Regions from separate parts of the Mus musculus genome. Here region 1 is linked to region 2. Evidence: chromatin loops called from intact Hi-C (ENCODE). Cell type or tissue: left cerebral cortex. All regions are shown on one strand. Links, peaks and the distances in the headings refer to the core of each region. The heading gives the core; the rest is flanking DNA. Region 1 overlaps Map3k13 (mitogen-activated protein kinase kinase kinase 13). Region 2 holds the start of Gm26744 (a long non-coding RNA gene).

What was found. A loop is a pair of places that touch in the nucleus more often than their neighbours do. Peaks named below come from ENCODE experiments on the same cell type or tissue, not always from the same donor. Only the 100,000 strongest peaks of a DNase experiment are listed, where the experiment ranks them.
Region 1: a loop joins it to region 2, with 2.1 times the contacts of the local background. A loop is called at or near these places in 4 of 42 quality-filtered maps.

Annotation. Positions count from the first base shown.
Region 1 is chr16:21,908,711-21,917,377 of GRCm38, forward strand. It overlaps Map3k13 (mitogen-activated protein kinase kinase kinase 13), which reads left to right. Exons shown (of 13, transcript NM_172821.3): 7 at 1-64; 8 at 2,296-2,412; 9 at 5,442-5,579. Among named protein-coding and RNA genes, the nearest start is that of Map3k13, 21 kb to the left of the region's middle. In left cerebral cortex, for the core only: no CTCF peak of the experiment used is centred there; a DNase peak (open chromatin) is centred at 4,848.
Region 2 is chr16:21,841,674-21,850,340 of GRCm38, forward strand. Gm26744 (a long non-coding RNA gene) reads right to left here and starts at 4,192. Exons shown (of 2, transcript XR_875951.3): 1 at 3,951-4,192; 2 at 438-3,355. It also overlaps a transcript of Map3k13 not described here. In left cerebral cortex, for the core only: no CTCF peak of the experiment used is centred there; DNase peaks (open chromatin) are centred at 4,311 and 4,829; H3K4me3 peaks cover 1,280 bases; H3K27ac peaks cover 712 bases.

The DNA.
Region 1 (8,667 bases), core at 141-8,140, 67 kb after region 2:
GTGAAGGGACCTGTATACACCGATTAGATGAAGAACTGATTCGCCGGCGCAGGGAGGAGCTCAGGTCAGCTGACCCCGCCCCTCTTCTCACCCCAGTGCTCTGGTCAGCTGACCCCGCCCCTCTTCTCACCCCAGTGCTCAGGTCAGCTGACCCCGCCCCTCTTCTCACCCCAGTGCTCAGGTCAGCTGACCCCGCCCCTCTTCTCACCCCAGTGCTCAGGTCAGCTGACCCCGCCCCTCTTCTCACCCCAGTGCTCAGGTCAGCTGACCCCGCCCCTCTTCTCACCCCAGTGCTCAGGTCAGCTGACCCCGCCCCTCTTCTCACCCTAAGGTTCAGACATGAGCAGGAACACTGGTGAATCGCCACTTCCTTCTCCCTCATCTTTCCCCTAGCTTTCTCAGTTGCTCAGATTTGGCCTTCCCGGGGAGTCTGAAAAGGCTGATCTCAAAGAAGCAGAGACTAGGATGGTGCTTGCTGTAGACTGGGAGGTTGTGCAGAGGGATGGGCGGGGGAGGGGGGAGAAGCTGACTAATGGATGCTGTTATAATTAGAAGAAAGTTCTTCAATTCTCGTCACGACAGGTAAAGATAATAGCTTAATAGCTCACCTCGCTTCCTCCCTCACTCGGAGTCGTTTGTTTGCTTATTTGAGGCAAGGTCTCTCTGTGTGGTCCTTGCTAGCTTGGGTCTTAGTATGTAGATTATGCTGCTAGAAATCACTGGAGCCTGCCTTCCTCTGCCTCCTGGATACGAGGATTGTAGGCCCGAGCCACCACACTTAAACTTTGGGATTTCTTTTTTTCTTCTTCTTTTTTAATTTTGAATTAAAGAAGCTTAGAAGAACGGATTTGGAATATTTCCAGCATAAAGAAATGATCATTGTTGGAGGAGACTACCATGGTTACCCTGATTTTTTCCCACTTTTATTATTTTAAATTATATTTGAGTCTGTGTATGACCACATGAGTGTGGACGCCCACAGAGGCCAGGCGTATCACATGTCCTGGAGCACAGGTGGTTGTAAGCCACCTGATGGGGTGCTGGGATCTGAACTCCGGTCCTCTGGAAGAGCATTTATCCAGTACATGCATTTATCTGCTGAACCATCTCTCCAGTCCCTGATTGGAACACTGTACAACAAATACATATATCAGAATATCACTTGGTACCTTGTAAATACATACAACTTTCGTGTGAGTTAAAAAAAAATGATTAACAACAACAACAACAACAAAAACGATTAACAAAAGCCGGGCATGGTGGCGCACTCCTTTAATCCCAGCGCTCGGGAGGCAGAGGCAGGCGGATTTCTGAGTTCGAGGCCAGCCTGGTCTACAAAGTGAGTTCCAGGACAGCCAGGGCTATACAGAGAAACCCTGTCTCAAAAAAACAAAAAACAAAAAACAAAAAAACAAAAGAAAAAAATAAAAAGATTAACATATGAACAACAGAAGCTTACCCTGTAGTTAGCAATGGTTCAGTGACAAGGTCTTGCCACAGGAGTATGAGGAACTGAATTCGAATTCCCAGATCCCATTCAAAGCAGGCCATGGCAGCTGTGACCCAAGAGCTCCTGGGGCAAGATGGGAGGCAGTGACAGGAGGCTCCCAGAAGCTTCTGAGTCAGCCAGCCTGGGGTGTGCAGTGCAGAGGCAAGCAGGGACCCCTGCTCAGCACTAGGTGAGGATCGACAGCTGAGGTTGACCTTGGACCTCCACATGGACACCATGGTCCATGTACACCCACACACATAGCTTCCTTCATGTGTAACTCTTTACCGCCTCTCAACTGTTTCCCACCTGTAGGGTCCTTTACCACAGAGAGTCTTAGAGCACTTCCACTGTTCTCAGTGCCGTGGGAGGCCAGGAGTTTATAAGCTCTAGCTCCTGGCCTCCACTGTAATAGGCAGTTAGGTCTCTATAAAAAAAAAAAGCCATAGATTTAGCAATTTATAAACAGAAGAAATGTACTGCTCGTGGTTCTGAAGGTGGAGCAGTTTAACCTCAAAGCTTCAGGAAACTCAGCAATTCCCAGCACTTGGGAGGCAGAGGCAGGCGGATTTCTGCTCTACAGAATGAGTTCCAGGACAGCTAGGGCTACACAGATAAACCCTGTCTCAAAAAAAAAATTGTGCACCCTGATATATTCTTTATCTGTGGCCGACCTGGCTCTATGCTATGGCTGGAGGGGCCCTTGGGATAAACTGCACAGTTCAGATTTCCCTGGACCTAGTGCCTTGAAGCAAACCACTGCACATGTCATTAGGGTCTTGCTCATGCTGTGTTTTCATTGACAGGCATGCTCTGGATATTCGGGAGCACTACGAGAGAAAGCTCGAACGGGCTAACAATCTGTACATGGAGCTGAGCGCCATCATGCTGCAGCTGGAGATGCGCGAGAAGGAGCTCCTTAAGTGAGTACTCAGCCCGGGGTCCATCTTCACTGCTTGGAGTCTGTCAGTCAACGGGACATGTCACTCCTGCGTGGGGCCGCTACAGTGCACATGCAGATATTAGTCACATTTCCTTAAGGACTTGGCTGAGGCATACAAGCAAGGTCTGGTACGGGCATACTCCCTGGGCTAGCATGTGTACTTCAGTTGCCAGAGTTCAGAGAGGGGCTTCATGTTTGGAAGAACTTAGTGTGGATAAGCAGAGACTTGCTGGCCATTGAGAGTAAAGTTCTGCTGGAAACTGTTTAAGGGATCCCTGATACTATCAAAATAACCAGGGGGTCTTGACCCCAAATAAGCAAAGCTTCAGTCCTTTATCACATTGGGGAAGAGAAAGATTAATGCAGGAGTTTGAGCTAAGGACAGAATAAAGTTGAGTTAATTTAAATTCAGTACCTTCAGTTTGTTTGCCTAAACTTGAGTAGCAGCCTGGTTGTACAACGAGCTGGTATCTGTTAGGTGTAGCCAGAACCTGTGGGCAAATGAAGATACTCTGCACTGGCCACACCCTTATCTGTTTCAAAGATAATTTACTACACATTTTATTCACAATTTTATATGTATTAATATGAATGGGACCTCTTTTCTACTTGAAGCATTTTTCAAATTAGTTATTTGAGAGTTTTCATAAAATGAGCTGAGTTTTGACGGTATTCAGTCCTACCCATCTTCTCCTAGGTCTTCCCCCCCCCCACTTCCCTACCCATCCAACTTTATGCCCACTATGGCCAACATTAAAGAAAACCAGCTCTCCCTCCCTGGGTAGCTGTCAGGCAGCAGCTCCTCGGCTTAGGGGCATGTCACCATGTCAGACTCCTCTCTCCTTGCTAGGATTCGGTTTGAGCTTGCACGGGACTGGTGCATGCTGACAGATCCACTTTAGATTCAAGTGTGTCACTCACTGTCCTGCTGTCTCCAGAGGATGCTGTTATCTTGTGCTTGCTCAGCACCTCTGGCTTCTACAGTCTTTCTGCTCCTTCTTCTGCCATGAGCTCTGAGCCTTTGGGAGGAGAGGGCACCATGTTTTATGTTCCCTGTAGGAAACATCTCACAACAGCCTCTTATGCGCTCCATGTTGGCCAGCTGCAGGTCTCTGTATGAATCATTACCTACTTCTCAGGTGAGGTAGAGAGATACATAAATCTAAAGGTGTACAGAGAAGTCATTAGGAGTCGATTTGACACTGTGTCCAATGAATAGAATAGTAGGAGGTTCTCCTTTAGGACCTGTTCTAGTTTAGCCAGAGATGCTCAGCCTGAAGGTGATACCAGCTGTGGGCTTTGTCTAAAGCCAAATGAGAAAGCAGCTATTGCCCCTGCGCGCTCTGTGCCACTGCTGCACCAGTGGGCGTGCCTCGCCAGGCTGGCCCGTCATGATCGTAGGTTTCAGAGTTCACAGCAGGTTAGATCCATAACTCCCTTCCTCCACCAGTAGCACATGTAGAACCATCCAGCACTATGGAAGCTAGCCAATAATGATGGGGCCTCCAGGGCAGTGTCAGCTTCATGTTTCTGTGCTATGTAACTCAAACACAAGACCTTCAGCAATGGGGTCTTATTGTCACATTCTGGAAGGAAGCCAAGAGCAGTGGCTCCAGACTACAGAAGTCATCTTCTTATTTGCCAGCCCATGGCATCTAGTAAGGGCACTGGCAAACCTTTATAGGGTAACTATATTTCTCTCTCTCTCTCTCTCTGTGTGTGTGTGTGTGTGTGTGTGTGTGTGTGTGTGGTAGTTTTCCATTTAATTGTTTCGAGAAGCTTCTAGAGATTTTTTTATCTCTCTCCATATCCCCCCCTCTACCCAGCTTTCCCATCCCCCATGCCAATTTAACCCTTCCTGTTCCTTTCATCCTCCTCAAGCTTTTATACCACTGCGTTTATATCTCCTTTCTCTTTAAAGCCCCCCCCCCACTGGGCTGCACCCCTCAGTGTTCTCCCGACCTCCATGGTCTGGAAATAATAAACATATCTATCTGACAATTTTGAAATTTTTCTATCTTCTCTTTTAAAACTTGTTTGTATATTATGGTTATCTTGCCTGCATCTGTGTCTGTGTACCATGTGTATGCAGTGCCCACAGAGGACAGAAGAGGACATCAGATCCACTGGACTGGAGTTACAGAGGGCTGTGGACTGCCTGTGGACTTTGAGAATCAAACCCCTTTCTCTAGAGCAGCCACCACTCTTAACTGCTCAGCCCCATTTATTCCACTGTGTAAATGTATCACCTTTTCATTATGCATTCACCGGTGTGCGGGTGTCTAGGCTGTTCCCATCTCCTGACTGTTACGACTGATGCAGCGATGTGCACAGATGAGTGGGTCTCTCTGTAGCAGGACATGGATTGCTTGTATATATGACCAAGAGTAGCATAGCTGAGTCACATGATAGATCTATTTCTGGCTTTTTGAGGAAGTGGCACAGTGGTTTCCATGGTGATTGTACCAGTGTACATTCACCTAGAAGTGAATAAGTGTCCCCCTTTCCCCATATCGACGCCAGCATTTGCCATTATTTGTTGGGGGTGGGGAGTATAATCTTAACTGTTCTAGTTAGGGTAAGATGAAATTTCAAAGTGATTTTTATTTGCATTTTCCTGATGTCTAAGAGTGTTGAACATTCCTTAAATGTTTCTCAGCAATTTGAGAACTCTATTTAGTGCTATGGCCCATTGGATCTGGAGTTACAGATAGTAGTGAACTACCTGAGCCTGACTTGGATGCTAGGAATTGAACTCAGGTCCTCTGGAAGAGCAGCTACTGCCCTTAACCTCTGGGCCATATTCCCAGTGCCCGCCTGTGATTTGGGGGATGCTTACTTAATGTAGTGCTCTGGTTAGCAACCCCTTATTAGATTCTGACTCTTCCTCTTCTGTAGGTGAGGATTAGGAGGGTGTTGTCTAGTTCCACAGCCTCCGTCTTCCATCAATCTCTGTCAAGCCTTTATTCTACCAAAACCAATGAGTGTCTTTTTTCCTTTGTCCCACAGGCGAGAGCAAGCAGTGGAAAAGAAGTACCCTGGAACCTACAAACGACACCCTGTCCGTCCAATCATCCACCCGAATGCCATGGAGAAACTCATGAAAAGGAAGGGTGTGCCTCACAAGGCTGGGGTGCAGACTAAGCGGTGAGCCCCCTGTGTCCAACCATCAGGAACCTGGGAAAGGTGGTCTCAGAGTGTGTGTGGAGGGGGACAGGGGGACTGTTTTGTAGCTCACCAGCTGCGTACTGGGCTGTAGATGAAACCACACAGGAAGACCCCAGGCGTCTCACATTTACTACCTGAGGCACTTTATCTGAGCACCACATACAAGTTAGAGAAGCATACAGGAAGGACAGGCAGATTTGGGTTGCTATCCATCCATGTTGCTCTGCCTCTTTCAACACCAGTAAGTATCCTCTTGAGTAAATCAGACCTGAGTAATCAGGTCTTGATTTTGACACAGTGATCTGTGCATTTTTATCAGTATGTTTACTTTGTTGTTGTTGTTTGTTTTTCATCATCTTCTTCATCCTCTTCTTCCTCCTCTTTCTCCTCTTCCTCCTCCACCTCCTCCATCTTCTTCTGCTGTTGCCCAGACTGGCCTCAAACTCAATGTCCTTCTGCCTCAAACTCTTAAGTAGCTGGGGTAATAACAAGTGTGTTCGATCACACCCAGATGTGTAGTTTGAATAACATGAAATCACCTTTAGGGTACTGGCGTTCAAAATCAGGGTTTAACTTTTAAGAAATTACTCTTTCCCCCATTTGCTTGCTCATTAGTTGGTTGGCCCGGCTGTTAGTTAGTTGGTTGGTTTTATTGAGATAGAGTTTCTCTGTATAGCCCTGACTGTCCTGAAACTCACTCTGTAGACCAGGCTGGCCTCAAACTCAGAAATCCTCCTGCCTCTGCTTCAAGTGCTGGGATTAAAGGTGTGCACCATCACTGCCTGATTTCTTTCCTCTTTTATAACATTTGCTTTATATTGGTTTAAACTCAGAATTAAAGAATGGAGATACATCTCTGTAGAGAGTACGCTTAGGATGCTCGAAGCCCAAGTTCGATGCCTCGCACCTTTGAAAATATCTTAAGATACCTTTCATTCCTTTTGGAATTACCAGATGCTATTGAGCCTTAGAATTCTCACATGCCGAAGAACTGGCTCCATCCCAGACAGGTTAACAGAAGGAGAGAATGTCCCAAGCCTGAGCTTGTAAGAGTTGAACCAAGTGCAGTTAAAACAAAAACAAAAACAAACAAAAACAAAAAAACCCAGGAAGGAGAAAACGCAGGCCAAGAATGTGTTTTTTACTTTTAAGTACAAATAAGAAAGTAGCAGGGGGTTTTATGGCATTTCCAAACACTCTCAGATCTCATTGAGGCCACCACTCTCTTCTCTCTCTTCTTCTCCACCTCCCATATTCCTGCTCCTCATCCCTGCTTGAACCCCAGCCTCCTCCCCTTCTTCCTCAGAAGCCCTGCCCTGACTCTCCAGGGCCTCTTCCTCATTTCCTGACCTCTACACATGCTCACTGGCACATAAAGACATGTGTCTACATCAGAAGCTGGGATTCACATATGACAGAGAACATGGAGTGTTTGTGTCTGAGCCTGGGTTACCTTAATAGTTTTCAGATCCATCTATTTTCCTGAATTATCCATCATTTCGGTTTTCTTTACAGCTGAATAAAATTCTGCAGTACGCATGTACCTCGTTCCCATTACCCTCTGTTCTGTGGATGGGTAACGAGGCTGCAGTAAACATGTGTACACATGATTCTCTGTGGTAGGGCACGCAGTCCGTCAGGTATTTCCACAGGAGTGGTAAAACTGGTCATGTGGGGACTCGAGCTCTTGATCTCCACAGCGGCAGGACCAGTTTACACTCCCGCCAGTGGTAAATAAGTTCCTCCTCACATCCTGGCCAGCACTGGCTGTCATTTGTTTTTCTTGATGAGAGTTACTGACTGAGGTGAGAAGGAACTCACAGTAGTTTTAATGTGTGTGTGTGTGTGTGTGTGTGTGTGTGTGTGTGTACAGATGTGCACATGTGTTCAGCTGCACATGTATGCACATACAGAGAGGAGAGCTCACTCGACTATTTATTGTTCCTCATGACATCTACATTGGCTTTTAAGGTTTTTGGTGTTTGTTTGTTTGTTTTGAAACAGGGTCTCACAGGCCTAGAGCTCACTAAATAGGCTAGGCTGAATCCTCCTGTCTCAGACTCCTCATTCCCCCTAAGCCCCCTCAAACCCAACTCCAAGCTGAGGTTCCTTTTTTTTTTTTTTTTGAACAAGGGAGCTGGGGATCACACTCATTTCCCAGGCTTATGTGGCAAGCACTGTGCTGACAGAGCCATTTCCCCAGCCCTGGCCATTTGTAAGTCTTCCTTTGGAGATAATTCTGTTCATCCCCTTAGCCTAGTTGTTTTAATTTGGTCACTTCCTGTTTGTTTGGGAGCTCTTTGTTTTTTTCCACACCGACCCCTGTCAAATCTACCTTACCCCATTCCGAAGGCTTCACTCCGTTACCTTCATCTCATGAGGTCCCACTTGTCAGCTGTTGCTTTATTTCCTGAGTGCTAAGAAGGCTGTGGGAAAACGGACATTCTAGCCTAGAACCCTGCAGTGCTAACTTCTAACGGGCACACCATGAGCTCCATCCAGGTCTATTCGCTTACCGAGCTGACCATCTTCTGCTCACTGGCCTAGAGGCTGATTTCAGGGGCAGCTGGCACAAACCTCGCTTTAGCCTTTTGTGGTACTAATTAGGGACAGCCTATCCAGCAAGTGAGTCCAAGAGCCAAAACCGGGGCAGGCAGCCTGCAAGTCACTGCTGTGAGTCACCTTCAGAGGTGGAGGTGTTAGATTATTTAGACAGTTCAGTCATTTCCAAGTTGGAGATTCAGAGACTTTGGGAGAGAGGTCGGAGAGAAAAGAAAGGAGAGAAAAGAACAGGTCCTCCTAGGCTGTTTCCCATCAGTCACCATCTGAAGTCTAAAGTCCAGCTTGCCATTTAGTCTAGAACTAGACGGGTGTTGAGTTCCATCTGCTTTTTGTTGCTGTGATAAAACATTGACCAAAACCAACTTGGGGAGGCAGGGGTCAATTTACAGATTACAGCCCAGGGAAGCCACAGCAGGAACTTGAGAGGAACCTAGAGTCAGGAACTCAAGCAGAGACCCTGGAGGAACACTGCTCACTGGCTTGTTCCCGGGCTCACAGTCAGCTA
Region 2 (8,667 bases), core at 318-8,317:
ACACCAGAAGAGGGCATCGGATCCCATTACATGTGGTTGTGAGCCACTGTGTGGTTGCTGGGAATTGAACTCAGGGCCTCTGGAAGAGCAGTCAGTGTCTTAGATGTGTTTTTTAACATCCACCTGTGAAACCATCACCAACATGAAGGTGATGGGCATAAACATTGCACAGGGCTTCTGTGGAGCACTGCCATTTCGTTCTGCCATGCTTCTCCCTAGCTGACAGCCACTGAATGGCTTCTCAAATGAGCACTCTCTTCCTAGGACTTTATAGCACACGAATCACAAAGGACGCTAGGAGTGTTGGTGCATGCCTGTAACCCCATCTCTTAGGAAGTAGAAGCAGTAACTCATTTCAGCCTCTACCACATGGTGGCTTGGAGGACAGTCTGGGCTATGGGATTCTGACTCGGAACCGTAACAACAGAACAGTCATATAAAGAATTTGCTGTTTTATTTTGCTTCTTTTACTCTTTCAGGTATGTTGTAAAACATCCAAATTGCAGCATATGTGACTAGCACATTTCTCATGGTTACTGAACATGGCAGTTATTTCTTGTTGGGCATTTCTATTTGTACTAAGGTTGTGTGTGTGTGTGTGTGTGTGTATGTGTTCTAAATTCCTGTTTTCTTGTTTCCTGTTTTCATACAATACTGAAAACAAAACACACTGCTTTCACTTCCTCAAGGAGTGTAAAGGTGATCTCTTTAGGAATAACGCTGGCAAGCCTGAGCTCAATTAGCTGGTGCTGAAAGCTACAGCAGGAGTAGACGCTTGACCTGAATGGTCTGTAATGTGTTATGGTGTAACAGTAGAGGTGGTCAACTAAATAGCAGTGCTTTAAACGAACTTCCCAGTCCAGGAGCAGAGTGAGGTCCAAGAATAAATCAAAGTTCTGAATGATATTCTGTGTTCGAACCCTTATATCTCCACTAGGAGTGGAGTATCCCTGTTACACAGCAGGTGTGTATTTATTACTTTAAGAAATTCTAGAGGCTGGAGAGATGGCTGAGTCAATGAAGTATTTGCCTTTCAATCATGAAGACAGAGTCTGGATGCCCAGTACCCAGGTGTGAGTCTGTGTGTGCATCTCCAAACATGGGGGATGACTCTAGCCCACACAGTGTGTGTGTGTGTGTGTGTGTGTGTGTGTGTGTGTGTGTGTGTGTGTGTGTTGCATCTCTAGGTACGGTGGTCTCAGAAACCCTAGCACTGTAGAGTTGGGGGAGAGGGAGTAGGTATGCAGCAGACACAAGCAGTTGTCTGGTACTTTCTGGCCATCCAGTCTAACAGATTCTGCGCTCTAGATTCAGGGAGAGACCCTGCCTCTAGATTCAGGGAGAGACCCTGCCTCAAATAATAAGGTGGCAAGCCACTGAGGAAGACATCTATGGGTTCCACAAGCACATACGCACAGGCATACAAACATGCACAGAGAAAATATGGCTGTTTTAGCAGTTTTGTGACTGAAGATGTTCTCTCAAAAATACCCAGCAGATACTCATTGTGTCGTGCTGGGCCTCCACATACTGCTTGCTCCATCACAAGCAGCTCTGTCTTAACTCTATGGGATCAGTGGGGAGGAGGGAGAGAGAGAGAGAGAGAGAGAGAGAGAGAGAGAGAGAGAGAGAGAGAGAGAGAGAGAGAGAGGTGTGTGTGTGTATGAGAAAGTGAATCCAATAAGATTATCATTTTCCAAACAATAATAACGTTATTTCTTCAAAACAAAGTATATGACTCTTTTAACATTAATATTTTGGGTGCATCTTTTTTCTTCAAAATAAATATACAAAGTATATGACTCTTTTAAGGTTAATATTTTGGGTGCATTTGAGGGGAGGAGCTGGAGTTATAGAGTTGGGTAAAGCACATGGTTTAAGCTTTTTAAAAAGATGAAGTTAGAAGGTTGCCTTGTGACGTGGGGAGAGAGGCTTCAGACATGTCTGTTAGATGCTCTGTCCTGTTGTGGGGGAATCTGTCTTTGCAGTTGTTTGTCCTTAGTAAAAGAATTCAGGTCTCTGCTCATGTTGTCCTTAGGGCTAGTTTCCTAATTTTTAAAAAATGTCCCCGATAGTGTTACAAGGATTCTGAGGCTGAGTATGATCGTTTGTGTTGGCTGGCTTATGCCACATGTCTGTCCTTTGTCACTAGCCATAACCAAAGACATGAGGTAGCCAGACTTGTGCCTCTGCTTGCTTTTGAACCCTAAGTGGTGTTCATCTGAATCACATAGGTTGAAAATAGGAGGAGAGACAGTTCCTTCAAAATGGGGACAGGAAGAGGGCAAACCTAAATGGAAAAGGTGGGTGTCTGCTACCTCTTGTTCTCATCCTCCTTGAGCCTGAGTGCGACTGTCACCTTGTGCCTAGATTCCTCTCGCCTTGGACTTACGATCCTCCTGCTTCCACTTTCCAAAAGCTGGAGCTAGAGACACGCATGACCACACCCGAGTGGCTAAGCAGAATTGAGTTTAGTTCTATTCTTCACACTGGTCTTCAGGCAGTAACTGTCCCGTTCTCTGTAGCTGTCCCCAGTCCTCACCCTGTGTCTAGAAGACAGGTGAGCTGGGCAGTGCCGTGCAGATGGAAACCGTTTCATTCTGCTCTTTTAGTGTGTAAAGCATTTCCACTAAGTTCTACGCAGTATTTTTAGACCTCTAAAAGCTTGGTTATGGCACATCACCATAATTTATATTATGGATGACGTATTTTGAGGTTGCTAAATATTTGATCAATTGAGAAACCACTTGCTCCAATGAGTTGGCATTATCAGTTGGAATTCCTACCTATTTCACTAATAAGCGTGCTTTTGGCAGGGAGGATGCATTGACTCTCCATTATGCCATTAAGGTTTGTCTAGCTAGGATATGGCATCTAGCCTGGTGTGCTGGTTCACCAACCTTATTGACAGAGAACACAGTAAGTCCAGAGAATGAGTATGGATATTCTTCGTCTTCTTCCCATTCAATGATTCTGAAGTAAGCGTGGTGTCATGGATATTTGGCATAGCCTTTGGGGTACACACAGGGTCTGCTAGCACCATTTCTATACAATATTAGCCATGAACAATCCTAACTTACATAGATAAGCAAGCTTCTTTGGTCCATTTTTCCCACAGTAATAGTCTGCAACCTTCTTTATAGTGATCTGTTGATTCTCTGTGCCATCAGTAGTCTATCCCTCGCATGAAACAGTAGTGGAAAGTCTCGGAACAACGCTGTCCCCTTTCTCTGCCTTACACGGCATCTCCATGAGAAGACCCCCTGTGAAGGCTCCCAGCCACAAGACGTTTCACAACAGCGACCTTGCAGTAAACACTTCTGTTCTTACTTCAGTTCAAGGATTTGAGACCATCCTACAAATACACAAATGATGGTCAATGCTTGGGAAGTGTTGGTGATTGTAAAGCAACATGTTAGGGAGAAGATAGTTGCGTTAGCTTCTACTTCGGTATAACATTTACAAACTTAAAGAGTAAAGAATTGCCACGAGCCCATTTGGTGACTGAACACAGCTGTTTTTACTGCTAAGAGTTTATACTGAAGTGTATCTTTTGCTTCAAGATTCACTAGGAGTCCTTTTAGAGCCTTGTCTTAATTGAATATCAGACATTGAATAAAATCAATGAGGGAATGCTGTCCCTTATTTAAATCTAACTGTAAATTACCCTTCTCCTCCCACTTTTGCTACATAACAAAGGTTAGGAACATGTTGGGATAAAAGCAATACAGCTTATGTAATTCCATCTTAGAAAACTGTATACACCCATGTTCTGTTATTTTGTTGTTTCAAATTGTGTTGTGGGGTGTGTGCTTGCTGATCTGACACCAATCTTAAGAACGAATTCTCTGACTTTGATTTCTTTTTATTGCATTAGGCATGTTACTAAACATCAAGACAGGGTTAAAGGAAATCGCTCTAATAGCTCTAGTGAATAAAAAATATTTTACCTTTGGGAGCATTGATCCTTCTAAACTTCCACTTTGACTCCTTCATTCAATAGCAAGAACAATGTGTTTATGGTTGTCACACTTGAGTTCTCTCTCTCTCTCTCTCTCTCTTCTCTCTCTCTTCTCTTCTCTTCTCTTCTCTTCTCTTCTCTCTCTCTCTCTCTCTCTCTCTCTCTCTCTCTCTCTCTCTCTCTCTCTCTCTCTGCGCTGTGTGGCTCTGCTGGTCTGTGATAGATGTCTGATTGGCGGGCTCTGTTTATTCTGTGACCAGATTCTTTCTAAAAGAGGGCTGGCCATACCTGCCTGAAGCCTATTGGCTGGGCATTCTCTGGGCCCTCCCTCTCCCTCCCCCCAACCTTTTCCTTCACAGCACACACAGCCACTAAGTCTGTGCGGAATCCTAAACCAGCCCAATTTACATCCATTCATGAATGTGTGACGTCAGCAAGCTTTGAGCTCCTTTGCGGTGGGCCAGAGGATTGTGTGGGTAGAATCCCCTCCCCCTTATTTTTCCAATTCTGCAAGGCTCTTTAGATTAACCTTCCATCTTTTTAAAGCAAGAAAATGGAACAGCATGTGTAGGAATTCTTCATTGTTGTGAGTATTACACTCTTTTCCTGTTTCGTCAGCATGTATCTCACAAGGACAGATGGGGAATTTATTTGTGCTTTAAGCTTATTAGAAAACGGATATTACTGAGGGAGACCCAAGGTGAAAGAGACAGCAAAAGCTCGTAGGAAACCTGAACAACCCCCACCCCACAATCCCGGCACAGCTCAGCTACTGACAGCTGGTTATTTCTAAGCTTGTCTGCCTGCTAGACGTGGACATTTTTTGATTACGGTTCTGCACGTTACCTTTGGATGCTTGCTTGGTTTGTCTTAAAGGGAGATTCAGTTCCCTTCCAGGGGATGTGGATGTGTTGTGGGGGAGCCTGGGAGAATACCAGGAAGGAGCTGCAGAAAGTGGGGCTGGCGAGACCGAGGCGAGGAGCAGGCTCTTGCCCGGCACTTGTCTCCTGTGCTGCTGTCCTCTCTGCCATGTCTCACCCTTCACCTTGCCTTTGTTTCCTAGTCGTGGAACCATCAATATCTCGTGTTTGCAATATGTTCCCATAAATACATCTTGTGTGACCATTTTTCAAAAACCTTTATGATGAGAGCACTTGGGATATATTTGTATATATATATTTGCTGCCATTTTTTACATATTATTTTTATACTAGAATATCTGTAGTGAAGACTAAACAGGAATTATCCTTAAATTGTAAGGATATATTTTTAAAGATTGCTAAAGAAGTTATTTCTTCCCATGTTCCAAAACTGTATTGTAAAGAAATGTAACTGAGTAGTTTTCTAAGGTGAACTTCCAGTTGAAGAGTTTACGCCACTGTGTTTTGGAAATAGAGAGAAGTTCTGATGTCTTGCACATGTAAAATTGGCGTGATAATTTGTTCATAGTTTTAACCAGAAGTATCTGGGGTTGTTTTTCAATGCTTAGGTTTATTTTGAAGAAAGTTGTGACATTCAAGAGAACAGATAGAGCACTGTCCTGTTCTGTCCAGGGTGGTTCCTGGACACAGGTGACCTAACTGCACTTCCCAACTTTGAGCAACTGATGTCCTGCTCTGAGACATGCGTTTGATTTTTCTTTTTTTTTTTTTTTTTTTTGGAGGGGGTGGGGGAGAGGGAGAGAGAGAGAACATGCACCATTATTTCTTGTCACTCAACCATGTCTTAGTCACTTTGTATAATCAATGCTTTGTTTTGAGTTTTTCTCCTAAGCAGAGGTTCTAAGTTGTGGTCCCCATTTTCAGATCATTCCTTGGTGGATTATTTTGGAGGAAGGGTTATTCTTAATCGTCCCAATGAACATCCATTTTGTAAAAAATTATTACACCCAAAGCTGAAATATTTTATTTTCTTCCTCAAATTAACCTTGGATGCTGTCATTCTGGTTTTTTTTTTTTTTTTTCTGTGTATTCTCATGTCCTAGAGCTGCAGAAGGGGAACCCTCTGCCTACTGCCCAGACAATGGTAGTTTTTTTTTTTAAGATTTATTTTTTTATTTTATGTATATATGAGTATACTGTAGCTGTACAGATGGTTATGAGCCTTCATGAGGTTGTTGGAAATTAAATTTAGGACCCCACTTGCTCCTGTCCAAAGATTTATTTATTATTATATATAAGTACACTGTAGCTGTCTTCAGACACTCCAGAAGAAGGCGCCAGATCTCATTACAGATGGTTGTGAGCCACCATGTGGTTTTTGGGATTTGAACTCAGGACCTTTGGAAGAGCAGTCAGTGCTCTTACTCACTGAGCCATCTCACCAGCCCGACAATGGTAGTTTTATGTTTTGTTGTTTTATTTGCTTAGTTGAACACATTCAATATTATTTTAGATACAATATCTCAATATAGTGCATTTTTCTATTTTGTGTCCTTCCAAGTCTGTGTTGAAAGTATTTCCAAAGATACATTAAATTGCTGAAGTCTACCAGAAGACCAACTTTTTAACCTTTTAAAAATTTAAGTTTATGTATTCAAAGGCATTTTGAGAAATGTTCATTAGATCCCACCTTTATGCATAGTTTATTAAATCAGAGCTTTATTTCCAGGAAAGAAATTTAGCTTGCACATAAATTGAGTGAAGTAAAACTGTCCCCCTGTGGCACCGAGTGGATCTAGAACCCACTGTCCCCGCTGGTGCCGGTATTCCAGATTATATTTATTTTCATGTATATTGTACTTGTGGGATAAAACAATAGCTTTTAATTGTTTAATATCAAACAATAAAATACTGTGTATCAGCGATTATCAACAGATGCCTTTCTGTCTAAAAATTGAAACTACTCCAGGAGTAGGAATTAATTTATTTAGGAAACAAAGTTAATCAGACCAAAGCCGTGTCCTGGGTTGCTGGTGTCGGAGTAGTCCCCAAGGGCAAGAGGCCACATCCACAGATGTGTTCACAGCAGCCAGCAGTGGGTGGCAGAACCTGCAGCTTGGTTTGCCCTGTCTACTTGCCTTCCCCTGTGTGCCACCGCTCACTAGCCACATGAGGAGCACATGTGACCCAAGAGAGCCAAGATGATCAACTCTCCCCAGTGTGCAGCCTGATACTTGTATTCTTTGTTCAAATTAAAGAGCATTGCCTAGGAACACTGCTGATTGAAGAGGAAAAAAGTTATTCCAAGGACATCACACTCCATACTCCTGCTATGTCAATTATTATTCAGGGAAAAAATGGGACGAGCTAAGGTTTTAGAAAATGCAATTTTCACTCCCAAGAAGTCTAGAAGGTAAATTAGACATTGACTCTAACAGTATAATTCACTACACAATTTTCCTCTCTCCCTCCCCTTCTCTTTTCCATTCTTCCTCTTTTCTTTTTCACTATTGGGTAATTTTCTAGTATGCTCACCACGACCAGGGTCAACTTTAGAATATTTTCACTATCACACACAAAAAAAGCAACCCCACACTCATTAGCAGGCCTTGCTCACTTCTCAATGCCCTTAGCACTAGGCGAACACCAATCGACCTCCCTTCTTACATCTTTTTGCTTATTCTGGGTATTTCTTATAGATGAGGTCACATGACATATGATCCTTTGTAATTAGCTTTCCTCACTTTTTCCTAAGCTCATCCTTGATTTACATAACATATACCAGTACTTCATCTCTTTATAAATAGTATGTAAGCGTACATAGTTAAATCACCACTCTTTACTCATCCGTGGACATGGGCTAATTCTACTTTTAGGTACTAGGAATCCTCCTGCTCTTTATATCCACATACACGTTTTTGCTTATCTTTCCACTTTTCTTGGAATAGAAATGGTGGGTCATATGGTAACTGTACAGTAACATTTGAGGAGATGCTGAACTGCTTTCTAAGTTGGCAGCACATTCCCATCAGCAACACACAAGAGTTCAAACCTCCCCAAGTCCTGGGAAGCGGCAGCCGTTACCTGTCATGTCCTGACCATCCCCTAATCATCTGAAATTGCACCTCCTTGTGCCTTTGTTGACATCTCCGTAGGGGATGACGGTATCGAGCATGTTTGATGTGTCTACTGATCATATGTATATCTTCTTTAGAGAAATGTTTGTTCAGACCCTTTGCATATATTAAAAATTAACCACTTATGTTTTTATTATTGATTTATGAGAGACCTTTCTGTTCTCTGGATACACGCTGTGCAGATCTCAGTGACTTGCAACTATTTTCTCATAAGCCACGGATGGTCTCTTTCTTGGTGTCAAGTATGAAAGACCAAGTTTTTATGAAGTTCAGTTTCTCTTTCCTTATTTGTGCTTTTGATGTTATATCAAGGGCAGTGTTTCCTGACAAGGTCATTAAGGTCCATCCCTATGTTTGCATCTAAACAGTTTATATTTTTAGCTCAAAGTTTAATTAAGTTTTCAATATGCCATGAAAAAGGGATTCAATGTCACTTTAGAATATGGGTATCCAGTTGTTCCGGGACTGTTGTTTTAAAACGGATACTCTTTCTCTTTTGGCATTCTGTCATGGAACTTTCAGAAACAAAACACTTGCTGCATGTGATGGCCTACCCTTGTAATCCTACTGGGGAGGTAGAGGCAGGGAAGTGAGGTGTTCAAGGCCACCCTTAACCACAGAGTGAGTTTGAGGTCAGCCATAGCTGCATGAGAGCCTGTCTCATAAACATCACAATGGGAAGCCCTGA